Linked DNA regions of Homo sapiens: region 2 is linked to region 1. A link is an interaction called in ENCODE POLR2A ChIA-PET data of the cell type or tissue named here. Cell type or tissue: GM12878. All regions are shown on one strand. Each heading gives the region's core, and the rest is flanking DNA. Links, peaks and the distances in the headings are about the cores only. Region 1 overlaps SLC30A7 (solute carrier family 30 member 7). Region 2 has its middle 75 kb from the start of DPH5-DT.

Region 1 (8,010 bases), core at 1,980-6,979:
GAAAACAAATGTATTAGGGTTATAGCATTTTCTATGCAAGGCTGGTTTATGAGTTATAACAATCTAATGAGTTACAGCTTGCTTTCATTTCCTTTTCAATTTAAAAGAGTGTTTTTAACATTTCATCTTAGACATGATAGTCTGTGTATGAAAAAAGTAAAAGGGCAGTTAATCTACAGTGAAGAGAGAATGGGGCTGCCTAGGTGCCCTTTAATCATTTACAACATTTTATAAAACTATGTGGGTAAGAGAGAAGGCAAATCTAATCAGAGAAACAGTGGTTACAGTTCCCTGTTACGTGACTGAGGTCCTATAATCACATTCCTTTAAGGCTCAAAATGTTTTGAAGTTCCAACAGCTTAGATTTTGAATTACTTATTTTCACACAATCAGTTCTCCAGCAGACAGTAGCTGAGTATCCTCTAATTCAGTTCAATTCTGACACTGCCTGGAGACAGTGTGAGATCTCACAGGTTGAGGGATCCCACTTCTGATGCCATTTGCAAACCCCAGGTTAGTTTGCCTGTGCTTCTGACTGACCGGCTATAAACTGGGGATCCCACAACCCCCTCCTTGGATTCGATTAATTTACTAAAGCAGCTCACAGAACTCAGGGAAGCATGTTTACTAGCGTATTATAAAGGACATAACAAAGGATACAGAGGAAGAGATGCATGGGGTGAGGTATGGGGGAAGGATAGAGCTTCCATGTCATTTCTAGGTGAGCCACACTCCAGGAAACTTCATGTCTTCAGCTATCTGGAAGCTTCCCAAACCCTGTCCTTTTGGGTTTTTATGGAGGCTTCATTACATAGGCATGATTGATTAATTGGCCATTGGTGATCAACTTAACCTTCAGCCGCTCTCCCTATCTGGATCTTTCTAATCATGCCTTGATCTTTCTGCATGACCAGCCCACATCCTGAAGCTACCTACAGGCTGCCAGCCATCAGTCAACTCATTAGAAAGACATCACTTTAGAGAGTCCAAGGATTTTAAGAGCTGTATATCAGGAAATGGGTCAAAGACCAAATATGTATTTTGTAATATTACATCATCAGTAAAGCAGTTCTGTGCAACCTTAAAAAGGAGAATAAAGATGATCTTTATGTGGTAATGTGGTATGATTTTCAAGAATATTATTAAGAAAACAAGATAGCACTTAATATGTAGCACATGATATATAGGTTTATAGCATAAACTATATAAAAGCACTGCTACCTTTTATATAAGAAGAAGAGACATGCATATAATCTAAATGTTTTCATATAATTTTGAAAAGAAACACTGGAAGAATAAATCAAAAGCAAATATAGTTACCTTTTCGGCAGAGGAAAGGGATTAGAAGTGAGACTTTGAATTTTCATTTTATTTTATTTATATATTTTTTCGAGACAGGGTCTGGCTCTGTCACCCAGGCTAGAGTGAGGGCAGTGGCACAGTCTCTGCAGCATCTGCCTCCTGGCCTCAAGCCATCCTCCTACTTCAGCCTCCCAAGTAGCTAGGACTACAGGTGCACACCACCACGCCTGGCTAATTTTTGTAGAGATGGGGTTTTGCCATGTTGTCCAGGCTGGTCTCAAACTCCTGGACTCAAGAAATCCACCCTCCTCAGTCTCCCAAAGTGCTGGGATTATAGGTGTGAGACACCATACCCAGACAGAATATGTTTTTAAAATATTTTTGACTTTGGAATCATCCACATATTTAGCCCTTCAAAGAAAAGTAAGTCAAAAACGTGAAAAGCATATTGAGATTTTTTAACTTACTAGCTGCAAAAAGAAAAAAAAATTGGCTCCTTTTGGTTCTTTAGTTTTTTTATTTATTTATTTTTTATTTTGTTATACTTTAAGTTCTAGGGTACATGTGCACAATTTGCAGGTTTGTTAAATAGGTATGCATGTGCCATGTTGGTTTGCTGCACCCATCAACTCCTCATTTACATTAGGTATTTCTCCTAATGCTATCCCTCCCCCCACCCCCTACTCCCCGGTGTATATGTGCCACAATTTCTTAATACAGTCTATCATTGATGGACATTTGGGTTGGTTCCAAGTCTGCTATTGTGAATAGTGCCACAATAAACATACGTGTGCATGTGTCTTTATAGTAGCATGATTTATAATCCTTTGTGGGATCACTGGGTCAAGTGGTATTTCTAGTTCTAGATCCTTGAGGAATCGCCACAGTCTTCCACAATGGTTGAACTAATTTACACTCCCACCAACAGTGTAAAAGCGTTCCTATTTCTCCACAACCTCTCCAACATCTGTTGTTTCCTGACTTTTTAATGATCGCCATTCTAACTGGCATGAGATGGTATCTCATTGTGGTTGTGATTTGCATTTCTCTGATGGCCAGTGATGATGAGCATTTTTTCATGTGTCCGTTGGCTGCATAAATGTCTTCTTTTGAGAAATGTCTGTTCATATCCTTCTCCCACTTTTTGATGGGGTTGTTTTTTTCTTGTAAATTTGTTTTAAGTTCTTTGTAGATTCTGGATATTAGCCCTTTGTCAGATGGGTAGATTGCAAAAATTTTCTCCCATTCTGTAGGTTGCCTGTTCACTCTGACGGTAGTTTCTTTTGCTGTGCAGAAGCTCTTTAGTTTAATTAGATCTCATTTGTCTCTTTTGGCTTTTGTTGCCATTGCTTTTGGTGTTTTAGTCATGAAGTCCTTGCCCATGCTTATGTCCTGAATGGTATTGCCTAGGTTTTCTTCTAGGGGTTTTATGGTTTTAGGTCTAACATTTAAGTCTTTAATCCATCTTGAATTAATTTTTGTATAAGGTGTAAGGAAAGGATCCAGTTTCAGCTTTCTACATATGGCTAGCCAGTTTTCCCAGCACCATTTATTAAATAGGGAATCCTTTCCCCATTTCTTGTTTTTTTCAGGTTTGTCAAAGATCAGATGGTTGTAGATGTGTGGTATTATTTCTGGGGCCTCTGTTCTGTTCCATTGGTCTATATCTCTGTTTTGGTACCAGTAGCATGCTATTTTGGTTACTGTAGCCTCATAGTATAGTTTGAAGTCAGGTAACGTGATGCCTCCAGCTTTGTTCTTTTTGCTTAGGATTGTCTTGGCAATGCGGGCTCTTTTTTGGTTCCATATGGACTTTCAAGTAGTTTTTTCCAATTCTGTGAAGACAGTCCTTGGTAGCTTGATGGGAATGGTATTGAATCTATAAATTACCTTGGGCAGTATGGCCATTTTCATGATATTGATTCTTCCTATCCACAAGCATGAAATGTTCTTCTATTCATTTGTGTCCTCTTATTTCATTGAGCAGTGGTTTGTAGTTCTCCTTGAAGAGGTCCTTCACATCCCCTGTAAGTTGGATTCCTAGGTATTTTATTCTCTTTGAAGCAATTGTGAATGGAAGTTCACTCATGATTTGGCTCTCTCTTTGTCTGTTATCGGTGTATAGGAATGCTTGTGATTTTTGCACATTGATTTTGTATCCTGAGACTTTGCTGAAGTTGCTTATCAGCTTAAGGAGATTTTGGGCTGAGATGATGGGAGTTTTCTAAATATACATTCATGTCATCTGCAAACAGGGACAATTTGACTTCCTCTTTTCCTAATTGAATACCGTTTCTTTCTTTCTCTTGCCTGATTGCCCTGGCCAGAACTTCCAACACTATGTTGAACAGGAGTGGTGAGAGGGGGTATCCTTGTCTTGTGCCGGTTTTCAAAGGAAATGCTTCCAGTTTTTGCCCATTTAGTATGATATTGGCTGTGGGTTTGTGATAAATAGCTTTTATTATTTTGAGATAGATTCCATCAATCCCTAGTTTGAGAGTTTTTAAGCATTAAGTCCTGTTGAATTTTGTCAAAGGCCTTTTCTGCATCTTTTGAGATAATCATGTGGTTTTTGTAGTTGGTTCAGTTTATGTGATGGATTACGTTTATTGATTTGCATATGTTGAACCAGCCTTGCATCCCAGAGATGAAGCCCACTTGATCATGGTGGATAAGCTTTTTGATGTGCTGCTGGATTTGGTTTGCCAGTATTTTATTGAGGATTTTTGCATCGATGTTCATTAAAGATATTGTTCCAAAATTTTCTTTTTTTTGTAGTGTCTCTGCCGGGCTTTGGTATCTGCATGATGCTGGCCTCATAAAATGAGTTAGGGAGGATGCCCTCTTTTTCTATTGATTGGAATAGTTTCAGAAGGAATGGTACCAGCTCTTCTTTGTACCTCTGGTAGAATTCAGCTGTGAATCTGTCTGGTCCTGGACTTTTTTTGGTTGGTAGGCTGTTAATTATTGCCTCAATTTCAGAGCTTGTTACTGGTCTATTCAGAGATTCAACTTCTTCCTCGTTTAGTCTTGGGAGGGTGTATGTGTCAAGGAATTTATCCATTTCTTCTAGATTTTCTAGTTTATTTGCATAGAGGAATTTCTTGCCTTCTGCTAGCTTTTGTATTTGTTTGCTCTTGGTTTTCTAGTTATTTTAATTGTGATATTAGGGTATTGATTTTAGATCTTTCCAGATTTCTCTTGTGAGCCTTTAGTGCTATAATTTTCCCACTGCACACTGCTTTAAATGTGTCCCAGAGATTCTGGTACATTGTGTCGTTGTTTTCATTGGTTTCTAAGAACATCTTTATTTCTGCCTTCATTTCATTATTTACCCAGTAGTCATTCAGGAACAGGTTGTTCAGTTTCCATGTACTTGTGTGGTTTTGAGTGAGTTTCTTAATCCTGAGTTCTAATTTGATTGCACTGTGATCTGAGAGTTTGTTGTGATTTCTGTTCTTTTACATTTGCTGAGGAGTGCTTTACTTCCAATTATGTGGTCAATTTTAGAATAAGTGTGATGTGGTGCTGAGAAGAATGTATATTCTGTTGATTTGGGGTGGAGAGTTCTGTAGATGTCTGTTAATTTCGCTTAGTGCAGAGTTGAGTTCAAGTCCTGGACATCCTTGTTAACCCTCTGTCTTGTTCTGATATTGAGAGTGGGGTGTTAAAGTCTCCCATTATTATTGTGTTGGAGTCTAAGTCTCTTTGTAGGTCTCTAAGGACTTGCTTTATGAATCTGGGTGCTCCTCTGTTGGGTCCATATATATTTAGGATAGTTAGCTCTTCTTGTTGAATTGATCCCTTTACCATTATGTAATGGCCTTCTTTTGTCTCTTTTGATCTTTGTTGTTTTAAAGTCTGTTTTATCAGAGACTAGGATTGCAATCCCTGCTCTTTTTTTGCTTGCCGTTTGCTTGGTAGATCTTCCTCCATCCCTTTACTTTGAGCCGATATGTGTCTCTGCATGTGAGATGGGTCTCCTGAATACAGCACACTGATGGGTCTTGACTCTTTATCCAGTTTGCCAGTCTGTGTCTTTTAATTGGGGCATTTAACCCATTTACATTTAAGGTTAATATTGTTATGTGTGAATTTGATCCTGTCATTATGATGTTAGCTGGTTATTTTGCCCATTAATTGATGCAGTTTCTTCATAGCATCGATGGTCTTTACAATTTGGCATGTTTTTGCAGTGGCTGGTGCTGGTTGTTCCTTTCCATGTTTAGTGTTTCCTTCAGGAACTCTTGTAAGGCAGGCCCACAGAATCTCTCCACATTTGCTTGTCTGTAAAAGATTTTATTTCTCCTTCGCTTATGAAGCTTAGTTTGGCTGGATATGAAATTCTGGGTTGAAAATTCTTTTCTTTAAGAAATTTAAATATTGGCCCCCACTCTCTTCTGGCTTTTAGGGTTTCTGCTGAGAGATCCACTGTTTGTCTGATGGGCTTCTCTTTGTGGGTAACCCGACCTTTCTCTCTGGCTGCCCTTAACATTTTTTTCCTGCATTTCAACCTTGGCGAATCTGACAATTGTGTGTCTTGGGGTTGGTCTTGTCGAGGACTATCTTTGTGGTGTTCTTTATATTTCCTGAATTTGTATGTTGGCCTGCCTTGCTAGGTTGGGGACGTTCTCCTGGATAATATCCTGAAGAGTGTTTTCCAACTTTGTTCCATTCTTCCTGTCACTTTCAGGTATACTAGTCAAACGTAGATTTAGTCTTTTCACGTAGTCCTGTATTTCTTGGAGGCTTTGTTACTTTTTACTTTTTTCTCTAAACTTGTCTTCTTGCTTTATTTCATTAATTTGATCTTTAATCACTGATACCCTTCTTCCACTTGATCAAATTGGCTATTGAAGCTTGTGCATGCGTCATGAAGTTCTCATGCCATGGTTTTAAGCTCCCTTAGGTCATTTAAGGTCTTCTCTACACTGTTTAGTTAGTCATTCATCTAACCTTTTTTCAAGGTTTTTAACTTCCTCGTGATGGGTTAGAACATGCTCCTTTAGCTTGGAGAAGTTTGTTATTACTGATCTTCTGAAGCCTACTTCTGTCAACTCGTCTAAGTCCAGCTTTGTTCTGTTGCTGGTGAGGAGCTGCGATCCTTTGGAGGAGAAGAGGCGCTCTGGTTTTTAGAATTTTCAGCTTTTCTGCTCTGGTTTCTCCCCATCTTGTGGTTTTATCTACCTTTGGTCTATGATGGGGTTTTGGTGTAGATGTCTTTTTTTGTTGAGGTTGATGCTATGCCTTTCTGTTTGTTAGCTTTCCTTGTAACAGTCAGGTCCCTCAGCTTCAGGTCTGTTGGAGTTTGCTGTAGGTCCACTCCAGACCCTGTTTTTCTGGGTATCACCAGCGGAGGCTGCAGAACAGCAAATATTGCTGCCTGATCCTTCCTCTGGAAGCTTCATCCCAGAGGGGCACCCGCCTGTGTGAGGTGTCTGTCAGCCCCTACTGGGAGGTGTCTCCCAGTTAGGCTTCATGGGGGTCAGGAACCCACTTGAGGAGGCAGTCTGTCCGTTCTCAGTGCTCAAAACACCATGCTAGGAGAACCACTGCTCTCTTCAGAGCTATCAGACAGGGACGTTTAAGTCTGCAGAAGTTTCTGCTGCCTTTTGTTCAGCTATGCCTTGCCCACAGAGGTGGAGTCTGTAGAGACAGTAGGCCTTACTGAGCTGCGGTGGGCCCCTCCCAGTTTGAGCTTCCTGGCTGTTTTGTTTACCTACTCAAGCCTCAGCAATACAGATGCCCCTCCCCCAGCCAGGCTGCAGCATTGCAGGTCGATCTCAGACTGCTGCACTAGCAGTGAGCAAGGCTCTGTGGGTATGGGACCCACTAAGCCAGGCATGAGAGAGAATCTCCTGGTCTGCCGGTTGCTCAGACCATGGGAAAAGTGCAGTATGTAGGTGGGAGTGTCCCCTTTTCCCAGGTACAGTCTGTCATGGCTTCCCTTGGCTAGGAAAGGGAAATCCCCCAACCCCTTGCACTTCCTGGGTGAGGTGATGCCCCACCCTGCTTCAGCTCGCTCTCTGCAGGGTGCACCCACTGTCCAACCAGGCCCTGTGAGATGAACCAGGTACTTCAGTTGGAAATGCAGGAATCACCCGTCTTCTGCGTCGATCACGCTGGGAGCTGCAGTGGTTCTTTAGTTTTAATGGTCACTCTTAATCTGTATGTTAATTTCAAACTCTCCACCACTGGGTATAGCCTGCCCTTAAATTAATCTGTTGTTTTGCTTAATTAATCCTTTGGAAACATGAATTCCAGTCATACCTCAGCAACTAAATATTTTAATATGGTTAGCATCCAGTGTAAGTAGCAATTAACTTACTTTGAGATATTCAATAAAAAATATATTCTCACAGTGTTATTTAAAATTTTGTATTTTAGGTAATCAGTTAAATAAGAGTTCTTTTTCTTTGTTTTTATTTCACAATTTAGGTTTACTTAAACATGTAACTTTGGAAGTCAGCATGGAGTTTGGGCCCAGAATGGAAATTGGGTGTCAGAGATTTGTTTTTGGTCATGTCATTTGACTGTACCAGTCAGCTCTATGATGGCAGAAAACTTTCACATTGTTTTCTATCACTGCCTCTTGCCAAGGTCCACTGGGGTTATTTTTACTGTTGATGTTTTCCTGAGCTTTTGCATTTTTTTCTGTGGGCTGGTCCTTTTATACACTTTAAAAATCAGCTTCTCCTAAAATCAGGA
Region 2 (8,010 bases), core at 2,013-7,012, 150 kb after region 1:
AAAGTTGCTTCCATGTTTTTAGGTATTAATTACAGCAGCACCCCACTTCCAGGTACCAATTTATGTCTTAGTTCATTCAGGTTGCTAGAAAAGAGTACCATAGCCTGGGCGGCTTTTAAATGACATTTGTTTCTCACAGTTCTGGAGTCTAAAATATCCATAATGAAGGCATGGGTAGATCTGGTATCTGAGGAGGGACCACTTCCTGGTTCATTAACAACCTTCTGTTTGCTGCGTCCTCACATGAAGGAAGGGGCAAGAGAGCTACCTGGGATCTCCTTTGTAAGGACACTAATACCATTAATGAGGGCTTTATCCTTATGACCTAATCACCTCCCCAAAGCTCCACCTCCATATACCATCACATTGGCAATTAACTTTCAACATATGAATTTGGGGGAGATATAAACATTCAGTATATAGTAGTTTGTCTCTTCTTTCTTCTTCTTCTTGTATTTTTTATTATACATATCTTCTATCTTTGTAATTGTTCCACAGCTCTTAGATATTTTGTTCTGCTTTAATTTTTTTCAGTCTGTTTTCTTCTCTTTCCAGTTTTGGAAGTTTCTCTTGATATATATCCTCAAGTCCAGAGATTCTTGCCTCAGCCATGTCCAATCTACTAATAAACTTATCAAAGGTATTCTTAATTTCTCTTAAAGTATTTTTTATCTATAGCATTTCTTTTTGGCTATTTCTTTGAATTTCCGTCTCTCTGTTTACATTGCCCATCTGCTCTTGCATGTGTCATTTATCCCTTAGAGCCCTTAGCATCTTAATCACAGTTTTTTTTCTTCTTTTCTTTATACTTTAAGTTCTGGGATACATGTGCAGAACGTGCAGGTTTGTTACATAGGTATACACGTGCCATGGTGGTTTGCTGCACCCATCAACCCGTCATCTACGTTACGTATTTCTCCTAATGCTATCCTTCCCCTAGCCTCCAACTCCCCAAACAGGCCTTGGTGTGAATCACAGTTGTTTTAAATTATTTGTCTGATAATTCTAACATCCCTGCCATGTCTGGCTCTTTACTTGTTAGAACAGAGTGGCAGCATCCAAGCTCTGATGCTTGCTTTCTCTTCAAACTTTGCTTTTGCCTTTTAGTATATGCTATGGTTTGAATATGTTTCCCAAGGTTCATGTGTTGGAAACTTAATCATTGCTGTGACTTAGATATGGTTTGTTTGTCCCCACCAAAACTTATGTTGAAATTTGACCCCGAGTGTGATAATACTGGGAAGTAGGGCTTAGCGGGAGGTAGTTGGGTTATGGAGATGGATTTCTCACAAACGATATGGTGCTGTTCTCATGGGAATGGATTTAGTTCCTGAGAGAGTGGGTTGTTATAAAGCCAGGACGACCCTCAGGTTTCCTTCTTTTTGTACACGTTCATTTCCCCTTTGACCTTCTCTGCCATGTTGTGATACAGCATGAAAGTCCTCACCAGAGTCACGGCCAAGCCCTTAAACTTCTCAGCCTACAGAACCATGAGCTAAATCAACGTCTTTTCCTTTTAAAGCACCCAGTCTCAGGTATTCCTTCATGGCAACACAAAACAAAGACAATCCCCACTGCAACAGTGTTGAGATTTCAGATTTTTAAGAAGTGATTAGTTCATGAGGGCTCTCCCCTCATGAATGACTTAATGCTGTTATCGCAGGAGTGGGTTTCTGATAAAAGGATGAGGTTGGCCCCCTTCCCACTCCTGCATGCTTTTTTGCATTTCTGCCATTCTTCCATGGGCTGACACAGCAAGAAGTCCTTTGTTAGATTTGCCCATCAACCTTGGACTGCCCGGCCCCTAAAACCACAAGCTGAATAAATACCTATTCATTGTAAATTACCTAGTCTCAGGTATTCTGTTATGGCAATACAAAATGGGCTGAAACAGTATGCCTTGTAATTTTTTCTTGATAGCTGAACATGGTGTACTGGGTGAAAGGAAGTGCTGTAAATAGGCCTTTACTAATATGGTGATAAGGTGTTGGAAGAGGGGAAACTTTCTATAGTCCTATGATTAGGTCTCCATCTTTTAGCAAGCCTATTCCTCTGGACTCTGAACATCACAATTGTTTCTTAGGCCTTCCCTTTCTAAGTGGAATAGGACAGCTAGAATAGGCTGGAGTTGTTTATTTCAATTCCCTTAGGTGAGTTAGGCTCTGATAAAACCCCAGCAGGTTAGGCTTTGGTTAAACAGTTTCTCCTAAGAGCAGACCTTGTTAAGAACAGAGCGCTCTGGCATATATCAAAATGATTTTTCTTTCCTTCCTACTGCCAGAAGCACAATGTAGTTTTCTTCAATAGTTAGTCTGATAATCTGGTCATGCTGCTGATGGTAAAACTTACAAAAGCATGGTGGCCCCCTTGTGACTAGGTCTTCCAGAGTTTTTATCTCTCAGACTTGTGTACACATAGCCTCCAGCAATTCACCAATTACAGTTTAGGTTTTCCTACCCCAGCAGTGGCTCCCATGGAGGTTTCTGCTCCAGTATATTGTGATTCTCTATATCTGCCTGTCCATCTTGCTAATTTTGGGGGCAACGGTTTGCCCTGTGACCTCACTTCTCTTATGGACTCAAGAAGAGTTGTTGATTTTTCAGTTAGCTCAGCTTTTACTTGTTAGAACAGAGTGGCAAATTCCCAGCTCCTTACATGTGAAATTGGAAACTGGAAGTCTTGGAGCTTACTTTTTCAAAATTAAAAACACAGTGATAAACAGTCACAAAGCAGCTTCATTTAACTTTTCCAAAATATTTCTCAGGCCATTCTCTTTCAGACATTCAAAAAGAAAAAGTTTCTAACTTTAAAATAATTAAATGACAAATGGTAAAACCTGCTAGTTATCTCCCAGTGGCTGTTCCCATGGTGGTAGGGCCTCAGATGTGTGGCCATTTGCAACGGACACGGCATTTCTAGCTTGCAGCCAGGCACAGAAAATAGCAGGAGAGCGAGGTATGTTCCTCTCCTCTCTTGTCTTCTGACCCTTTCCCTGTTCTGCTCCTCTGGAATGTAATGCTGCCATGTTGAGACTGTGAGGTTGAAGCCTTCAGGAAAGAATACCAAGATGAATGGAGTCTGAGTTCCTGACAACATGGAGCATCATGCCAGCCATGAACCACTTCCGAGACATCCCTATGAGAAAAAATAAACTTCCATGTTCTTTAATTTATCATTTTGGAGGGTTTTCTGTTATTTGCTGCAAAACCTAATCTTAACTAATACAGACATTGAATCTGAAATTCCCAGGAAAATCCCTGTAAACCTGTTGCTTGCCACAAATAACTGGCTTCTACCAGTAGCATTCTACTAAAAAAAAACCGTATGTGGCATTATCCCTTATTTATAGATAAAGAAAATAAGGGCCAGAGAAGTTTCCATTCAGATTCTGAATCTAATGCTCTTCATAAGAAACTGTTTTGCATGCTAACTAATGAATAATAAATTAGAATACAGAGTCAATGTCAGCCTTTTGTATACAGTTCTGTATTTGTTTCAAGATATTAACCTCATCTAGTTATTCACAACCACCCTTAAAGCAGGTTCTTAAATGACAAGACTGAGGCCCAGAAAGTGTCATCTGTACAAGGTAACACAACTGGACAGTGAACTAGTTTCCTGGTTTCCAGTTTTTTTATGATTTGTGTCATATTCTTCACCAATCTTTTAAAGCCTCATCCATCATAAAGTATATTATTTAACATTTTATTCACCAAGTTTGATCACTAATATTTTCCATCCCCATTGTAGACTACAGGCTGTCCTTTTCACACTTAAATCTGTGAAACTGAGAGAAGAGCATGAGAATCAAGAAGATGTTATTGTTTATTCAATAAGGTAATGTTTACTTCCACATCTGGGAGGGAGGAGATTTTGAAAGGAAGAATAGACAAGGAATATATATGACTTAAAACACTCTCTGAGTTCAAGGAAACAATCCTTTTAATTGTTACTGATACTGTTGGACATAGATAACAAATAATATATCATTTCGATCCTGTAAAAAATCAAGCAGTCTATTCATTGACTAAAATAATAAAGCCTGACTGAAAAATCCACATGCAAAAAATCCCAATGGCTGCTTTGCATGCTCTAGTTAGTTCAAGCTGAAATTTTTAATATGCGGTTTGCATTTGCTTTCATGCCCCAGTGCACTCAAATTTCAGTATTATTCAGTTTCTTGAGGATCCCAAATATGAACAACCTTAATAAACAATATTTTCCTCCACTTCCTATATGAGCGTTTAAGGTTATTGCTCTATATTGCTTTTGCTGTAGCCTGAGATCATCAAAAGGATAATTGGTATATGTAATGAGCTGACCTTGACATCTTCTTCAACCAACTTTAAAAATAAACAATTTTTGGTGGGTCTCTGATGGATTCTCTTTTTTAATTTGTCTGCTTTTCTTGTGTATTTTATTCCTTTTTGCTTGTGTGGCAAAGGCACTGAATGTTGATGACTGAAAGTTTGGATCTTTTCCAGGCATTTATTTTGGGACAAGTTCTCAGTCTCTTGGCACAAATACCTACCTGCCACCCCCGTCCTGCCCTCTCCTCCCCACAGTATGACCGACATACATCTACCCTTTCTCCCTTATGTACTGGGAAGAGTGGGAGTTCTTCTGACAATCTCTATAAACTTAAGTATTTATAGAAAATTTCTGGGTAGACATAGATAAGGCCTAGGGAGTTTATTAAGGATAATAAAACTAGTTGCTTTACTTTTTTTAAATAAAATATTCTTAAACCACTTCTGAGCCATTCTATCATTAAATTTGCTTCTACCTTGAAACTTTCCTTAATAGTCAATTCTTGCGCAACTTCCTTTTTCCCTTTGACAGCATGAAGCATTTTATTCACATGAGTTTTCCTGGTATAAACATTTGTATTTTAAGGAGTTGGAAGATGCAGCTCACGGTAGACTCTTCTCTCTTTTCTACATCCCACTATTCATTTAAGGATCCTAATTCTTAGAGTTTGCACTTTCATATTCTCATGCCATAATATTCTGAGTATGGTGAAGCTTTGAAATGCAAGTTAGAAGGTCTGAATGTTACTAGATTGACTTTGATTAGTCAATAACCTCTTTACTTCTTATTGGTGAAACACATGTATAATAACTAGAAATCAACTGATCTATACATTTGCTTTGACAAATAAGTGTAAGTAAAGTTAGAGAAACAGTGCTGGGTAAATAGTGCATAAAAGAATTGCAAAGAAAGGGATTCTTGTTATTTAATTGGCTTGAATTAAAGAAAAAACAGTTTTTTCAAACATTATAACATGATTAGCTTAAAAAGACCTTCCTGCTGAATAGTGTAAGATATTTTTTCAAAATATACCTCAATAATAATAATAATTTTTCAGCAGTCCTAAGAGTGTAAGTAAAATAATATTATATGTTTTGTTTTTTTAAAAGAGTAAAGTACTCTCTTTTATGCCTCCTCAATTCATTCCTTCTCTTGTTCCAAGTTCCATATTAGGTCCAAGTTCCATATTAGGCATAAAAATTCCTGTAATTATTTCATATCCCAACAGTTTCTACCTCTGAACTGTTCTTTATATATTTCATATAACTTATTACATTTATTCTAATACTTTCTTTTACACAATGTTATTGTTATTCTCTAGAATTTTAAGAAATGTCCTCCATCTTCTAAACTGAATTTTAATTTACTCGAAAAAAATGATTGCATAGTCTCATTTACTCTCAAAGTTTTATCTACTAATGCAGAATAAGTCTTAAGAAATTATTCAAGATTTAGCTTTGTCTGCAGTTCTTTTGCATTGGAATGTATAAACATTACTGTAGGCTCAATTCATATTAGTCTACTTAAGTAAACAAGAAACAGTTAATTATGATCAATTTCTCAAACTTATATACTATTTCCTTCAAGAAAAGAACTTTGTTTTGACATGTGTAACATTCACTGTAATCCACTGTAGTATCAAAACAAAAATCTTTGTGTTATGGAAAGGGAAGCAATAACTAAAGTTTTGCAATAAACATATTTTACATTTTACTGTGTTCTATGTTTTACAAAAATGTTTTTATGTGCCTTTTGAAGGTAAAAACAAAACACATTTTAATGTTATAACATCGTTTAATAACGAATATTAGGTTTTACTTGGAGTTATTTGAGAAACAATAAGGCATGGTGGAAATATTAGAATCAGAATGCCTAAGTTTGAATCTTGACCCCATCACTTGCAAGCTGTGTGAACTTTGTCAAGTTACTTAACCTCTCTGTGTCTCATTTTCTTCATCTGTAAAACAGGAATGATTACAATAATTGGTTGTAATATATTAATACATATCATGCATTTAAAGTCAGGCCTGGAACTTAATTAGCACTGGGTAAGTTTCTGCTTATATTATTATTTGGGGAAAATTTTCAATGTATCATGATTTTTTGTTGTATTCAGATTTATTATCTAAAATATAATATAAAAATGGATCTACTGGAGTTGATAAAATAGTTTTATTTCTCTAATTGTGATGCAAGAAACATAGGTATAACCAGAGTGTGTTAAACTTTCCTGTAAGCTATGCTCCACCAAGTACATCAGACAATTCATTATTATGTGCTCAATAGATACCTGCTTGTTGTCAATTAACTGCATAGCTGACTTTCTATTGCTGGATAAGTGTTAAAATTTAGTCTCTTTAAATTTATTTTGCTTGCTTAAGTGGCAGGCTTTTTTGGATAATTGAAATATACACACAGAAGTTATATATATATATATATATATATATTACACACACACACATATATATATATCTTCTTTAGTCTTCTATATATGACAAAAAACATATTTTATAAAGAGTATAAATCTCTCCAATGCTACTCTATTCCTCTGATAAGTATCCTTATAATCCCATTTTCCAGAGGTTTGCTTCATATTCCCCCTAGTTTTTTATATGCCATGTAAGCATAGCTATGTGTTTATATATATGCATACACAGGATGCTTTTTCTCATAAAATTGGGATTTGCCACTCATAATGATCTTCTATTGTGTTTTTTCATATCACGTACTTCTTACTTGATTAATACATATAGACATCACCTTATTCTTTTCTAATTTCTTTTGAAAATTCAGAAGCATGTAAAAACATATGTACAATGATATATGTAGCTATATAGTGAACATCCATACATCCATTACTCAGGTTAAGAAGAACATTGCCAGTATATCAGAAACTCTATCTAATAGCTACAATAGTGTTCCAGTTTATGTCTATATCTTAATTCATTTCACATTCACTTATCAATAGATATTTAAGTTGCCCCTAATATTTTGCAGTTACTAATAATGCTGTAATGAACATCTTCTATTTTACTTTTACATTCTCATGTAGCTGTGCCTACATGATGAATTCTTAGAAGTGAGATTCGTAGGTAATAGGATGTATACTTTTCATATTTGAACAGAAAAAACTAAATTATCCTCCAAAAGTTTGTGTAGATTTGTACTTCTACCAACAGTATAATAGAGTTCGTTTCCCCAGACCCAGCACATATCCAACAGTTGTTGTTTTCAATATTTTTAATTTTTCTAATCTGATTAGAAAAAATTTATATTTATTTTAATTTCTATTTCTTAGCTGGTGAAGTTTAGCACAATTTTATATATTTATTATGTACTTGTATTTCTTTGGAGAATTGCCCTTTCATGTACAAAACCCATTGATACTACTGGATTTGTTTATGCTTCCTTACTAATTTGTAGTAATTCTTTATAAAACAGATATATAAGTCCTTTGTTATATGTCACATGGATTTTCTTCCGGGTATTATTTTAAAGTTTTTTATGTATCACTGAATGCTTGAAGGTACAGATACTGTAAGGTTCAAGAATTAATATTTAATAAGCTATTTTTTTCACACATATTTCCTCACAGTATTTTAACCTCTTACAGAAAGGTTATTTAAAGCGGTTGGATTACTGAATGTAAAACTGCATTTGCCATTTTGGTTTCCATTTGTGGATATGCACCTACAAATC

What was found. ChIA-PET counts read pairs that join two places held together with the same protein. Peaks named below come from ENCODE experiments on the same cell type or tissue, not always from the same donor. Only the 100,000 strongest peaks of a DNase experiment are listed, where the experiment ranks them.
Region 2: POLR2A ChIA-PET joins it to region 1 with 5 read pairs; 5 of 35 experiments call an interaction of 5 or more read pairs at or near these places.

What each region holds. Positions count from the first base shown.
Region 1 is chr1:100,942,679-100,950,688 of GRCh38, forward strand. All of the region lies in intron 8 of SLC30A7 (solute carrier family 30 member 7), which reads left to right. Among named protein-coding and RNA genes, the nearest start is that of SLC30A7, 51 kb to the left of the region's middle. RefSeq lists an enhancer at 7,098-7,147. In GM12878, for the core only: no CTCF peak of the experiment used is centred there; no DNase peak of the experiment used is centred there.
Region 2 is chr1:101,096,736-101,104,745 of GRCh38, forward strand. No RefSeq gene overlaps it. Among named protein-coding and RNA genes, the nearest start is that of DPH5-DT, 75 kb to the left of the region's middle. In GM12878, for the core only: no CTCF peak of the experiment used is centred there; a DNase peak (open chromatin) is centred at 4,131.